Regions from separate parts of the Homo sapiens genome. Here regions 1 and 3 are each linked to region 2. A link is an interaction called in ENCODE POLR2A ChIA-PET data of the cell type or tissue named here. Cell type or tissue: Panc1. All regions are shown on one strand. Links, peaks and the distances in the headings refer to the core of each region. The heading gives the core; the rest is flanking DNA.

What was found. ChIA-PET counts read pairs that join two places held together with the same protein. Peaks named below come from ENCODE experiments on the same cell type or tissue, not always from the same donor. Only the 100,000 strongest peaks of a DNase experiment are listed, where the experiment ranks them.
Region 1: POLR2A ChIA-PET joins it to region 2 with 8 read pairs; 2 of 35 experiments call an interaction of 5 or more read pairs at or near these places.
Region 3: POLR2A ChIA-PET joins it to region 2 with 8 read pairs; 2 of 35 experiments call an interaction of 5 or more read pairs at or near these places.

The regions. Positions count from the first base shown.
Region 1 is chr15:88,950,648-88,955,220 of GRCh38, forward strand. It overlaps the pseudogene LOC124903572. Among named protein-coding and RNA genes, the nearest start is that of MFGE8, 40 kb to the left of the region's middle. In Panc1, for the core only: no CTCF peak of the experiment used is centred there; no DNase peak of the experiment used is centred there; H3K27ac peaks cover 1,164 bases.
Region 2 is chr15:89,204,679-89,209,251 of GRCh38, forward strand. No RefSeq gene overlaps it. Among named protein-coding and RNA genes, the nearest start is that of RLBP1, 15 kb to the right of the region's middle. RefSeq lists an enhancer at 2,554-2,623. In Panc1, for the core only: CTCF peaks have their summits at 2,077 and 2,342 (motif pointing right); a DNase peak (open chromatin) is centred at 2,363; H3K4me3 peaks cover 395 bases.
Region 3 is chr15:89,356,762-89,361,334 of GRCh38, forward strand. LOC124903549 (a long non-coding RNA gene) reads right to left here and starts at 1,905. Exons shown (of 2, transcript XR_007064750.1): 1 at 1,822-1,905. RefSeq lists silencers at 1,997-2,291, 2,349-2,408, 2,469-2,518 and an enhancer at 2,009-2,288. In Panc1, for the core only: CTCF peaks have their summits at 324, 2,061 (motif pointing right) and 2,263 (motif pointing right); a DNase peak (open chromatin) is centred at 2,050; H3K4me3 peaks cover 922 bases; H3K27me3 peaks cover 1,468 bases.

The sequences.
Region 1 (4,573 bases), core at 202-4,201, 250 kb before region 2:
ATCAAATAAGTTTGTATGCTTTTTGGCCTGTTAGTCTGCCTTTTGTCAGTGATTCTCAGTGGACCTTCAGATGGCAAAGAGAATGTTTTTCTCTTGGCCCCTGCACCACTGGGAAAGGCTGCAGGCTGCATTGCCTCTACAAGGCTGCCATCTGCAGCTGCTTCAAGTGGGCTGTGACCTACGTTGGGGCACTCCATTCTCGGGGTACCGGACCGGACCTACATCCAGAACACTGATGTCTCTCCTTGCCATCCCCCACAGGACAGGCCCATGCTGAAGATGCCCTGGGCCATGTCCCCCTGGTACCACATTTGGGGGCCGACGTCCCAGTGTCAGAGGCATTTGAACCAGAGCAACTCCATCTTGAATAGGAGCTGGGTAAAATGAGACTGAAACCTACTGGGCTGCATTCCAGACAGTTACACATCCTAAGTTGCAGGGTGAGATAGGAGATTGGTACAAGATACAGGTCATAAAGATCTTGCTGATAAAACAGGTTGCAGTAAAGAAACCGGCCAAAATCCCCCAAAACCAAGATAGCCACAAGAGTGACCTCTGGTCGTCCTCATGGCTACACTCCCGCCAGCGCCACGACACTTTACAAATGCCATGGCAACGTCAGGAAGTTACCCTATATGGTCTAAAAAGGGGATGCATGAATAGTCCACCCCTTGTTTAGCATATATAATCAAGAAATAACCACAAAAATGGGCAACCAGTAGCCCTCAGGGCTGCTCTGCCTCTGGAATAGCCATTCTTTATTCCTTCACTCCTTTATAAACTTGCTTTCAGTCTACAGACATGCCTGAATTCTTTCTTGGGTTAGATCCAAGAACCCTCTCTTGAAGTTTGGATCAGGACCTCTTTCTGGTAACACTTGGGTTGAGTGTGGACCCCAGCCAACACAAAGCTCTCTCCTCTCCCCACCTGCCACCAACAGGCCCCTCTATTTTTGCTCTTCCGGCAAAGTTTCTCCCAGCAGAGGCTGGGCTACAGCCTGCTCCTCTCCCGGCTTCATCATGTAGCAGGATGAGCTGCAGACAAGAATCCCTCAGACACTGAGGTGTAGAAGGAAAGGGCTTTATTCAGCTGGGAGCACTGGCAGACTCATGTCTCCAAAAACCGAGCTCCCCAAGTGAGCAATTCCTGTCCCGTTTAAGGGCTTACAACTCTAAGGAGGTCCCCGTGAAAGGGTCATGATTGATTGAGCAAGCAGGGGATCCGTGACTGGGGGCTGCATGCACCGGTAATCAGAATGGAACAGAACAGGACAGGGATTTTCATGATGCCTTTCCATACAATGTCTGAAATCTACAGATAACACAAGCAGTTAGGTCAGGGGTTGATTTTTCTTTTTTTTTTTTTTTTTTTTTTTTGGGATGGAGTTTTGCTCTTGTGCCCAGGCTGGAGTGCAGTGGCGCAATCTCGGCTCACCACAACCTCCGCCTCCCGGATTCAAGCGATTCTCCTGCCTCAGCCTCCTGAGTAGCTGGGATTACGGGCATATGCCACCACACCTGGCCAATTTTTTGCATTTTTAGTAGAGACGGGATATCTCCATATTGGTCAGGCTGGTCTTCAACTCCCAACCTCAGGTGATCCGCCCACCTCAGCCTCCCAAAGTGCTGGGATTATAGGCGTGAGCCACCACGCCCAGCCAAGTCAGGGGTTGATTTTTAACTACCAGGCCCAGGGCGCAGTGCTGGGCTATCTGCCTGTAGATTCCATTTCTGCCTTTTAGTTTTTACTTCTTCTTTCTTTGGAGGCAGAAATTGGGCATAAGACAATATGAGGGGTGGTCTCCTCCCTTAATCCTCCTCACCTTCATCAAATCTTTTTATTGTGAGCATTGAGGCAGCCCAGCTCCTCCACGGCCGGCAACACTGGGCATACGCCCTCCCCACTGCCAAAGAGGAAGAGGAAGATCAGCTCCACAGACGCTGCTGCCAAGGAAGAGCCCAGGAGGAGGTTGGCACGGTTGTCAACTAACCTGCTCTTGCAAAAGTGGAAACAAAGCTGAAACAGGCAGCAGAGAAGGATAAATCTTCGGACAAAAAAGTGCAAACAAAAAGGGAAAGGGGGGCAAAGGGAAAACAGGCTAAGTGGCTAACTAGGAAACTAAAGAAGATTTACCTGCAGAAAACGGAGAAACTAAAATCAGCCTCTGATGAAGCTGGAGAGAAGGAAGCCAAGTCTGATTAAATCACATACCATGTTTTATCAGTGGTCCCCATCTCCCTTTTTGTACAATCGAGTATATATTTTCATCAACTATTTTGTAAATGCAAGTTTACAAAATAATAGTGTTTTTTTTTTTTTTTTTTTTTTTTGAGACAGGGTCTGGCTCTGATGCCCAGGCTGGAGTGCAGTGGTGCCATTTCAGCTCACTGCACTCTGCCTCCCAGGCTCAAGCCATCCTCCCACCTAAGCCTCCTGAGTAGCTGGGACCACAGGTGCATGCCACCATGCTTGGCTCCTTTTTTGCATTTTTTGTAGAGACAGGGTCTCACTTTGTTGCCCAGGCTGGTCTCGAACTCCTGAGCTCAAGAGATATGCCTGCCTTGGTGTCTCAAAGTGCTGGAATTACAGGTGTGAGCCACGATGGCCGGCCTAGAAACATTTTTAAGAAGGAGGGAATCACATCTAATCTCATTTTTTAAGTGTAAATGCTTATTTTAAAAAGGTGAAACCATTTGCTGCTTGTTTGTTTTTTGGTACAACCAGAAAATAGTGTGGGCTATTGAATTCTGGGAGGCTTTGACTGTCTTGGGTGTCAGCTTAACATTCCATAGATGGAGGGTTAGTGTTTATATCCTATAATAGAAAGCATACTAAATGGCAATATGGAGTCACAGTCCTGCATTTAATGTCCTGGGCATTTTAAATTACTTCTATTCCCATGTTGTTGTTAATTTTTTTTTTTTTTTTTTTTTTGATGGAGTCTCGCTCTGTCACCCAGGCTGGAGTGTAGTGGCGTGATCTCGGCTCACTGCAACCTCTGCCTCCCGGGTTCAAGCGATTCTCCTGCCTCAGCTTCCCAAGTAGCTGGGATTACAGGCATCTGCCATCATGCCCAGCTAATTTTTTGCATTTTTGTAGAGACAGGGTTTCACCATGTTGACCAGGCTGGTCTCGAACTTCTGACCTCAGGTGATCTGCCCTCCTTGGCCTCCCAAAGTGCTAGGATTATAGGCGTGAGACACCACGCCGGGCCTACTCATATTGATTTTTAGCAGAATTGTTTCCTAAAGAAATCCACTTGATCACGGCCGTCCCTGTGAGAATTGTGTGCACTCTGTAACATCCTTGGTCGTGGTAGTCTTGTTTTCCTAGTAACTTTGTTAACGTGCTGTGAAAGATTGAAAATTTGAGTATGTGGTGTATTTGCTGTTCAGTTGTGTATTGGTGGGATGTTTGTAACAGCTTATCCACATGTGAAAATACTGGTACTTGATAGCCTCTTAAGGAAAATTTACCTCCAAATTTTAAGCTGGAAAGTCACTGGAATAACTTTTAAAAAGAATTACAATACATGGCTTTTTAGATTTTCAGTACATATGATAAGAACTGTGTGCAAACTGAAATGTCTGTGTATTGAGCCTCAACACAACCAATAAAATCTCAATTATGGAAGAGTGTTTTGAAGCACATGGAAAAAAACAAACAAACAAATCTCCTTGTTGTGACCATTTCACACTTGGGAGGATGAGGCACAGAGACCCTGCCCATTGGCTGTTTGCTCAGGGATGGACCTGCTGGACGCCTTGCTTAGCGTCTGAGAGCAAAGAGAGTAAATCCGGGCTGGGGCACTGGCTCCTCTGAGGAGAAACCCCACTGGAGCTGTGAGCTTCGGGCAGCTCCTGGCTCCTGGCACTCCCCTCCAGCCCAGCCAGCAGGCCTGGACCCAGGAGTAAGCACTCACAAGCACGCAGCACCGGAAGCTGCTTGCAGCCTCCCAGGGGACCTTTCAGGCTGAGCTGCTTTTGAAGAGAGGAGAGCCTGAGGAAGAAGAGGTCATGGGGCTTTTTGTAGGGAAAAACATAACTACACATTTAACTACCAATGATGCTTCCCCATTAGCTCAGGCTGGCCAGCTCTCCCTGGCCCCCAGCCCTTGCGCCAATCCCCACTAGGCTGGTTGGCCCAGAGCACGGGCAGGGAGAGTTCCTTCCCAGTGTGGCAATGAGATCCAGACTTGGGATCTCACATTCTCAGGGAGGCCAGTCCTGAGGCCTTGGCAGGGACCACTGCAGCTGCCCATCTCCAGCAAGGCCATCAAAAGGCGGTGAGGCGTGGGAGCCGGCCCTCGGAGGGGCCACCACAGGACCTGCCAGGCTGCCATCAGGTCTTGGCAGGAAGAGAAAATGTTTTTGCTCTTATAGAGGGTGCAGAGAAAGGCAGCATGGCCGGGCAGGCCAACTCCTGCCAGTCTTCAGGGGGTGTGGAACAAAGCCCTTTTTTCTCCAGGTCCTCGGACCCTCTGCCAGGCCGGACCATTGGTTAGTTCCTTCCCAGTTCCCTTGGCACCAGGAGATGTGGCAGTCAGAGCTGCCCAGGGCTCATTGAGGAGAGG
Region 2 (4,573 bases), core at 150-4,149:
ATGGGCTGCGAGGAAAGCAGAGCCCGTCCTGGTTATAGTTTCCAAAAACATTCCTGGGCTCAGAAGTGCTGACGAGCCACGTTGTGTGCACCATCAAACTCTAATCCTTGTCTTTTCCTTCATATGTGGGCACCTTGAGAAATCAAGGTGTATACATGTCCTGCCTACTGGCAAGGCGACTTCCGGGCACAGCCCCACAGTGGAACTTGCTTATTCTGGGACATTTAGCCTGTCAGCTGCAGTCTTCCCACAGGGCTCCTGCAGCCTTCTTCTCTGTTCTCTGCTCACATGCAAGGTTTGCCTTTAAACCCACAGATATGAATACTTACTAGAGTGGGGGTTCCTCCATATCCTCACCTCCATATGTCAACATACAGGGTTTAAAGCAGTGCACATTTGAGCCACCTGCTGGGAGGTAGACAACCACGGTTTTGTAAGCATTGATTGCCTTCTCTCTCTCTCTCTCTCTCTCTCTCTCTCTCTCTCTCTCTCTCTCTCTCTCCTCTCTGACAGGGTCTCACTCTGTTGCCCATTATTAATAGGAGAGCAGTAGTGTGATCATGGCTCAGGCAGCCTCGAACTCCCAGACTCGAGATCCTCCTGCCTCAGCCTCTTTAGTAGCTAAAACTACACTGCATTTGGCTGATTTTTCCTTTTTTTTTTTTTTTTTTGTAGAAACAGGGTCTTGCTGTGTTGCCCAGGCTGGTATTGAACTCCTGGCCTTAAGCAATCCTCCCGCCTCAGCCTCCCAAAGTGCTGGGATTACAGGTGTGAGCTGCTGTGCCTGGCCTGATTGGTTGTTTAATGTGCAATCCTCTGGGGGTCTTGTTAAAAATGCAGATTCTGATGCAGCATGTCTGAGATGTGGCTCCCATGGGGAGCTCCAAGGTCCAGCCCTCCTTGGACCGCCCTTTGAGTAGTGAGGCTCCAGGAGATCCCACAAGCTTCCAGATTTGACAATTCTGAGCTTCCTCAACTCCAGAGCCAAACCCCTAACCGAAAGTGGGATCAGAGGCCAGGCATGGTGGCTCATGCCTGTAATTCCAGCACTTTGGGAGGCCGAGGTGGGAAGATCACCTAAGGTCAGGAGTTCGAGACCAGCCTGGCCAACATAGTGAAGCCCTGTCTCTACTAAAAATACAAAAATTGGCCGAGTGTGGTGGCATGCACCTGTAATCCGAGCTACTCGGGAGGCTGAGGCAGGAGAATCGCTTGAAGCTGGGAGGCAGAGGTTGCAGTGAGCCGAGATCACACCACTGCACTCCAGCCTGGGTGACAGAGTGAGACTCTGTCTCAAAAAAAGAGAAGAAAAAGAAAAAAAAAAAAGGGGGGGGGGGATCAGCAGTAGTCCACTTCACCTCTTTTCCTGCTAGCTTGAGTTAAGAGAAAGGTATACCTCTTCTAGTAAGGCTTTGCCAGGCCCCCAGGCAGCACTAACCTCCTCCACTTTCCCCTGGGTAAACCCGAGGCAGTGGCCAATCTCATTGAGAGGCTCTCTGAAGCTGGTGCCCGCTTCCTTCCTGAGACCTCCACCCACAGCTTGATGAATTGCCTCCAGACTCTGCTGTCTCCATTCTCCCAACGTCCACATTAGCATGGCAGAAATGCACTGCTGCAACCTTCCAACCCTCAAATTACTTTGATGAGGCAGAATCCCTGCCTTATCCCAGATGTCCCCAGAAAGTGTCGGGTGCGGTGGCGCATGCCTGTAATCCCAGCACTTCGGGAGGCCAAGGCGGGAGGCTAACCTAAGGTCAGGAGTTCAAGACCAGCCTGACCAATGCGGAGAAACCCTGTCTCTACTAAAAATACAAAATTATCTGGGCGTGGTGGCGCATGCCTGTAATCCCAGCTACTCAGGAGGCTGAGGCAGGAGTATCGCTTGAACTCGGGAAGTGCAGGTTGCGGTAAACTGAGATCTCACCATTGCACTCCAGCCTGGGCAACAAAAGCGAAACTCCGTCTCAAAAAAAAAAAAAAAAAAAAAAACAAACAAACAAACAAACAAAAAAAAAAATCAGATATCCCCAGAAAGGAAGTTGTTATGGGCACCAAATGGTTGTCATAAAATTCACGTTTTGTTGTCCCCCTTCCCATAGCTGGTGGCCTTCAAAAGAGTATTTTATTGTCTCTCTCCAATAATGTGGGGGCCATTTGTAGGAATCACACACACAGGCAGCTGGGATTTTGTGAAGCTGAGCACGTCAGATTTTAACATTGGTAGTCTTCAGACACGTTTTCCCAAAAGCGGCACCACCTTCTCAGGCAAGGTCTGGCCCAGCCCACCCAGCTAACCCTCCTGCCCAGCTTGTCCCTGGAGGGGCAGTGTCAGGGCACGGCCAGCAGGGGGCGGCGCGAGCACACATTCAGAGCCGGCTCGCGGGATTCCCAACCCCTATGGCTTCTTCCTCAGAAAGCCACTTGGTTTTCTTATCAGACGGGGTCCCTGGGCTAAGGCCCCAGCCCTGCTGACCTTAGGGACGACCCCAGCATCCCATTCGGGTTTGAGTAGGAGCTAGGGCTGCCCCAAGAGTCTTCTGCTCAGCATGTGCCTGATTTCATTTATATATTTAGAGCTGCCACAAATTCAGAGTGGACCTGGACTGTGTCCAGGAGGGCACCTGGCAGCTCGGGGCTCCGGGGAAGATGGGAGTCAGTGGATAGGGATCAACCAGTGTTTCCCTCAGATTTAGGACCCAGGTCTTAAGGAAAAATTAGAAGTATATCATGAAAACGTAAAAGATACCCATTCTTTTTTTCTTTCTTTTTTGAGACGGAGTCTCTCTCTGTCACCCAGGCTGGAGTGCAGTGGTGCGATCTCGGCTCACTGCAACCTCCGCCTCTCGGGTGCAAGCAGTTCTCCTGCCTCAGCCTCCCGAGTAGCTGGGATTACAGGTCCCTGCCACCATGCCTGGCTAATTTTTGTATTTTTAGTAGAGATGGGGTTTCACCATGTTGGCCAAGCTGGTCTCAAATCCTGACCTCAAGTGATCTGCCCACCTCAGCCTCCCAAAGTGCTGGGATTACAGGCATGAGTCACTGCGCCTGGCCAAAAATACCCATTCCTTTTAATTATTTAACTCAGCCTCATCACCACCCCCTTCCATCAACACCTCCACGCAGGTCACCAGTGCCCTCCACCTTGGCAAACACTAGTCTCTATTCCTTTCTCACATGACCCCAAAGCACCATTGACAGTTCTCGTACTTGAAATACCTTCTTAGCTCCAGATGTTCATAAGCGATCTCTCAGGGTGAGGCCCCTTCTACCAGAGCAGCTTCATTCTTTTTAGGTTGGTGTTGTGTTTTGTTTTGTTGATACAGGGTCTCCCTCTGTTGTCCAGGCTGGGGTGCAGTGGCACAACCATGGCTAACTGCAGCCTCGACCTCCTGGGCTCAGGTGATCCTCCCACCTCAGCCTCCTGAGTAGTGGGGACTACAGGCGTGCACCACCATGCCCAACTAATTTGTGTATTTTTTGTAGAGGTGGGTTTCACCATGTTGCCCAGGTTGGTCTCAAACTCCCACGTTCAAGCAATCCTCCTGCCTCGGCCTCCCAAAGTGCTGAGATTATAGGCATGAGCCACATGCCTGCCCTTTTTAGGTTTAAATACCAAGGTTCCATGTGAGATTTCATTTGCAAAAATGAAGCCTCAACTTTTGGGACAAAATCCTCACTGGTTGATCTCCTACCCTTCTGCCCATAATAATTTGCTGTGATTCCTCCTCCAGCCTAGGAGTCCTATGTAAATACCATTTTTGTTTTCATGGATTTTATGACCATGGCTTGTTGACTGTGAATGTTATAAAGAAGGAAGTTTCTTGGGTAATGAGCATACACTACAAACCCTAGGAGTGAGAGAAGAAAGTATGTAAGAAATAAGTGCATATATATATCTATTTATAAATATATATATATATACACCCACACACACACATATGTATACATTGACATATACATGAACATGTACACAGCCTCACTGAAAAGCAAGAAAGAGAACTCTCAGTGGATCAGAGAAATTCCCAAAGGTGTGAAAGCAGATAGGACTGAATTGAATCCAAAGTCCAGAAAACGGTTGGAATATCCTGGCCCAAAAGGTAGGTGCAGCACTAAGGGTGCTTGATACCCACAAAGAATGGGGGTGACCCTACAGGCAAGAGCAGACAAGTCTTGGGTTGATTGACTGGGATGCCTTGGTGGGAACAACAAGCCTCGCCTACTGCCACTAGCCAGCCAGCGTCTGCTTCCATGTGGGAAAATGAGTGTAGCATCTTGGAAAAAGTATCTGTCAATGCTCAGGAGACCCATGCCCAGAAGAAGCCAGCACTTACCCAAGAGGGAACAGCATGCTCAGCAAACAGGGCATCTAACAGGGATTCTCACCTACAGAAATGAGCACACACCTGAAAATCACCAAGCACTTGAGGAAAGCCAACTCCACAGAAGGAAAGCATTTGTATTTGTCAAAATATGCAGATTTGGGCCAGGCATGGTGGCTCACAACTATAATCCCAGCACCTTGAGAGGCTGAGGTGGAAGGATGGCTTGAAGCCAGGAGTTGGAGACCAGCCTG
Region 3 (4,573 bases), core at 202-4,201, 150 kb after region 2:
CCTGTGAACAAATCTGAAAAATGCAAATCCTAAAACATTTTAAACGTTAATCAATAAACTCATCATTCTGAGCTGGCGTCCAAATGGATTGCAAACTGTGTTTGTCACAATTGCCACGTGGTGGCGTGCCTGCTGCTGGCTCTGGGGAAATTGAATTATGCCAGTTCTGAATGGTGCCAGCCCTTCAGGAGGCTGGCCACCATGAGACGTGCTAGATGTCCTGCAGTACAGCCCAGGGGCTGCTTAGGCGGGAAGGCACACAGAGAAAAAGGGCCGGGCTTGGCAGAAGGGGGTTGGGGTCAGAGGGCTGGCAGGAGCAGAGGACAGAATCCTATGCAAAGCAGGCCAGAGGAAAGGAGTAAGACTCCTGCTAGGGCAGGGCATAAGCCATCTGAGAAAGTCTCTCTCTTGCCCTTTATCTCTTGCCAGTCCCATGGCCTTTTCTCCGCTAGTTTATTGACTCGCCTGCTCCATTTTCCCAGTTTCTTTGTCCCCTTATCACCTGACCACAGCACTGACTCCAGAGGCTGTTGAGCTCCCCCTGCTCACTGCACACCTTCCCAGTCCAGGTCTCACTTCAGTGCTCAGGAGAGACCCTGGTACATTCAGGCCAGACCAGGGATTAGCCCTCGGGGGTCAGTGGCCATGCCAGCTTCAATTAATTAGTTGTCAGCGGGGAAGGGAGGATGAAGGACATAGAAGTATGGCCAGTTAGGCCCATCCAGTCTTTAGGTGAAGGAAGAGGCCACGATGGATATGTTCAGGTCAGAAAGTTTCATGGAGGAGTGACATTCACCGAGAATCTGAAAGACACCCCAGAGGGAGGAGTATTCCAGGCAGAGACACTGTAGGGTCACACAAAGGCAGGGAGGGGTGCAAGAGCTTGGGCCTTAAGGAAATGAGAGATGCCTGGGATGGTTGGAGTGTCGGGTTCCTGAAAATGGGAACAAGGCTCTCAGGGGGACAAGTCTCAGGGGGAGCTTGTATGCCTGTGAGGGACTCGAGGCTTTCTCTTGGAGCCAGAAGACCCTTGTCAAGCAAGGAAGAGACATGATCAGATTGGCCTTTTACAAAGCTCTCTCCCCAGCAGTGTGGATGCCATATTGGAGGGGGCTGAGTTCTGAGGTGGAGCCCCAATTAGGAGACTTCTGAAGTCATCCAGGTGAGAGGGGAGAGGTAGGGCTGGAGTGGCTGGGGCTGCATTGTGGCTCCGGCAGATTCCAGCTGTGTGACCTTGAGCACATTACTTACCCTTTCTGAGCTTTATCCCTAGCGGTGCCTGGCATATAGCAGGAGCTCAGCACATATATGTTGAATGAATAAGTGAATGAATGTCAAAAAGCCATCGAAATGCGTGGCCAGACTGAAGACAGAACACCATGCTGAGCCTGAAAGGACACTCATGTCACGGGGCTGGGAGCCTGGGGAAACATCTCCAGACCTTCCAAATCCCGGGCCTTGCTCGCTCATCTCATCGTTACCTCTTGCCCATCTCCCACCTTGCCCTTGGAATAAGGGATCTCCGGATCTGATGAGAAAGGGCTTTTATTTCTTAATTTTCTGAGGCCCTGCAGATATGAGAGGGACCCTGGCGGAAAAGAAAGCCACTGAGATGGGGAGGGCAAAGCTGCAAATGGACTGGACCTGCCATGAAGGCAGGGTTCTTGCCAGGCTGCAAGAATCGAGGGTAAGGTCCCAAACCTGCCCCGTCCGCTTCAGTCTCCAGAAAGCCTTCCTGAAGGAGGCCAAGATAGCAGAGGTGCCAGTCTTAGGTGGAAGAGGAGGTGAGATTTCACCCTGTCCCTCATTCTGTTTCCTGACCTGTAGTGGTTGAGAGGCAAAGAGGTGCCCAGCTCTCCTTAGATTACTGCATCTTCGTCCCCTACACTTAGCCACAAACCGCCAGGCAGGTGCCCAAGCACCGCCCGCGCTGCGCGGGTCCCGAGCCGTTCTCGACATCGGTGGCAGCCTCAGCCGCGCTCACCTGCATCTCCCCGGAACGCCCACCAGAGGGCGCTGTTGGACAGCGCGCAGAGCCAAGCTTATGGGGCGGAAGAGCTGCGAGGTCAGCACCGCCGACTGGAGCACTCGGGGCGGGTGGGCAGGACGAGCGGAGGCCGTGGGTTGGAGCGTGGGAGACCTTCAGGAGCTCCTACGTCCTCTAAGAGGCTTGGCGTAGTCCGGCGAGGTCTCGGGGGTGCGCGGACACCAGCCTCCTCAGCCTCAGGTCTGGAATCCGGCGGGATGGGGGACTGGGCGACGGCATTGTGAGGGCTCGGCGGAGGCGCCAGGGGGCGCTAGCTGGCTCCTCGCAGCCGATCCAGGCCGCGGCGGTTCCACGAGGTCCGGCGCCCCGCGCCCCGCGACCCGCGGTCCTGGCCAAGCTGTCAGGGAAGGTGCGGCGGAGACCACCCGTTCCTCTTCTCCCTCCCTCCCTCCCTCTTCGGCCGGCGGGGAGTGGCGCCCACCATCCAGCCTGCGCCTCTGCGCCCTGCACCCCCATCCGCACCCTTTCTCCGGCCAAGTTTCCCTGCGCCCCCGTTCCTGGTACCCGCGCCGGCCTCCGTGGCTCCTCCACGGCTCTCTCCTGGAATTAAGCTTCCGGGAAGGGTTTGGCCGATTCTCAGACTGGAGAAGGCGGGCCCCAGCAGAGGCCCGAGTGATTTCGAGAAGCCCCGTGGCTGGGCGTCGATGTTCGCCCTGGACTCAGTGACCCAGTAACCCCACAGCAGGAGGAACAGGCTCGCTACGGGGTTAGGGAACCTTCAGGCGCCGAGAAAAAGATACGCAACGGCAAGCCATACTTTTCTGGACACTGGCTCTGGGGGCGCTGCTCCTCTGAACCTCGACTTTCCCCAGGCACGCACCTCAGAGCTGAGCCCCCTGGGGACTCCCAAGCTCTGCGTCTCCCTGAGTCCTGAGGCAGGAGAGGAGGAGGCTTCAGGGGCGGATGAGCCTCCTCCCCCTAGCCGTACCCTGTCACCCTGGGAGCCTGGAACGTGCATCTGAGGCCAGAGCGACTCTTGCCTCTTTTCCAGTGAGCTGGGGGAAAGTCACCCTCCTGAGGAGACCAGCCTTCGAGGGCGTCATGAGCGCGTGTTTGGGGCAGGAACCGGCCGGCCCTCCCTGCTGTGCTACCCCCTGAAACTGGATGGCCCCCCTTTCATTCCCCCAGCTCAGGAGAGGCTTGACCCTACTGGAAGCTCGAGGGCGCAGGCCTGGAGGAAAGAGAGGAACAGAAATCCGGGCTGTGGGGGAGCAGCTGGAAAGCTGGAGAAGCTGGAGGAAGGATGTTGCTGGCTGTTCTTCCCCCACCCCCATTCCTGAGTTTGGGGCTGCAGCCCCCACAAAATCTGCCCTGCAGGTCCAAGTAGTACCCAGCAGCCAAGCAGTAGAATTTGGGCAGCACCCCGGAAGAGGCTTGCAGGATAGGACACAGCCCACAAGAATCATCCGAGGCTGCACCGTGACCAGCCCCTCAAGACAGAGCGAGACCCAAATAACCCCCGCGGGCGGACCCGCAGCGTTCTGTGACTCCACCGCGGAGTCCAAAAGGCAGCTGAGGGTGGGAGCGGAGGGGAAGGGAGGGGGGCCACAGGCGCTCGGGCGAGGGAGGCGCGTCAATGGGCCGCAGGGGCCGGATCGGTGGCCTAATGGATTCAGGCCTGCACGGCAGAGGCGCACCCGGCGGCCTGCCCGCGCTCTCAATAGCGGACAATGGAGTCCCGGGGTGACCTGAACAAAGAATTTGGAAGTAGTTAAACTGCAGAACACGTTCTCGGCCTGGGTGCCTCCTTTCAAAAGGAGCGCTGGGAGAAGAAAAGAAAGCACTGGGGGGTGAAGGGAGTGAGAAAATGCCCAGGGGAAAAGTTGGTAGGTCGCCCTAGTTGCCGCCAGCTACCAGACGCCAGGAATTCAATAGGAAATGGGGGAGGGGGTGGCCCAAGTCTACCAGACCGCAAGGAGAATCAGATAAAGTTCTCCAGGAGATGGCTGGGGTTCCGGAGCAGAACTGAGCTTTCGCCCAGGGCAGAGAGCACCTCCCCCCACAACACACACACGCACACATACACACACACGGTCAAGGCCAGGAGAAGCTTCCCTAGGGCTTTGGAGCTAGAACAGGAACCAGTGAGTGGAGGGGGTGTCTGGGCCCCTGTGTCTAGCCCTACATGGCGCTGCTTCCCTCCTTGGCTCCTCTAACAGGAGGATAGGGCTCCCTCTTTGAGCCCTTTCGCAGAGCTTTTGTTTTTCCTTCCCCATCCAGTTCAGAAAGACTGGGTTCTCTCTCTCCACCCCTTCTTCACTCCCCACCCCGCACAACCAGCAATCTAGGTTCTTCTATGAGAATATATAGTTTGTATTTTAAAGTCAGGCCTCTAGGTGTAAAATATAGGGCCAATTATTATTTTATTTCATTTTTTCAAAATTTTCTAATGTTTCCACAATGAACACAGCCACAACGTAGGAAAAGAAGACATTTAAAAGGCAGTCAGTTATACTGGTATCAAACTAACTTAGAAGAGAAGGAACTTGAAAGACTGTGGAAACCAAAAGTGTAAATAAAATGACG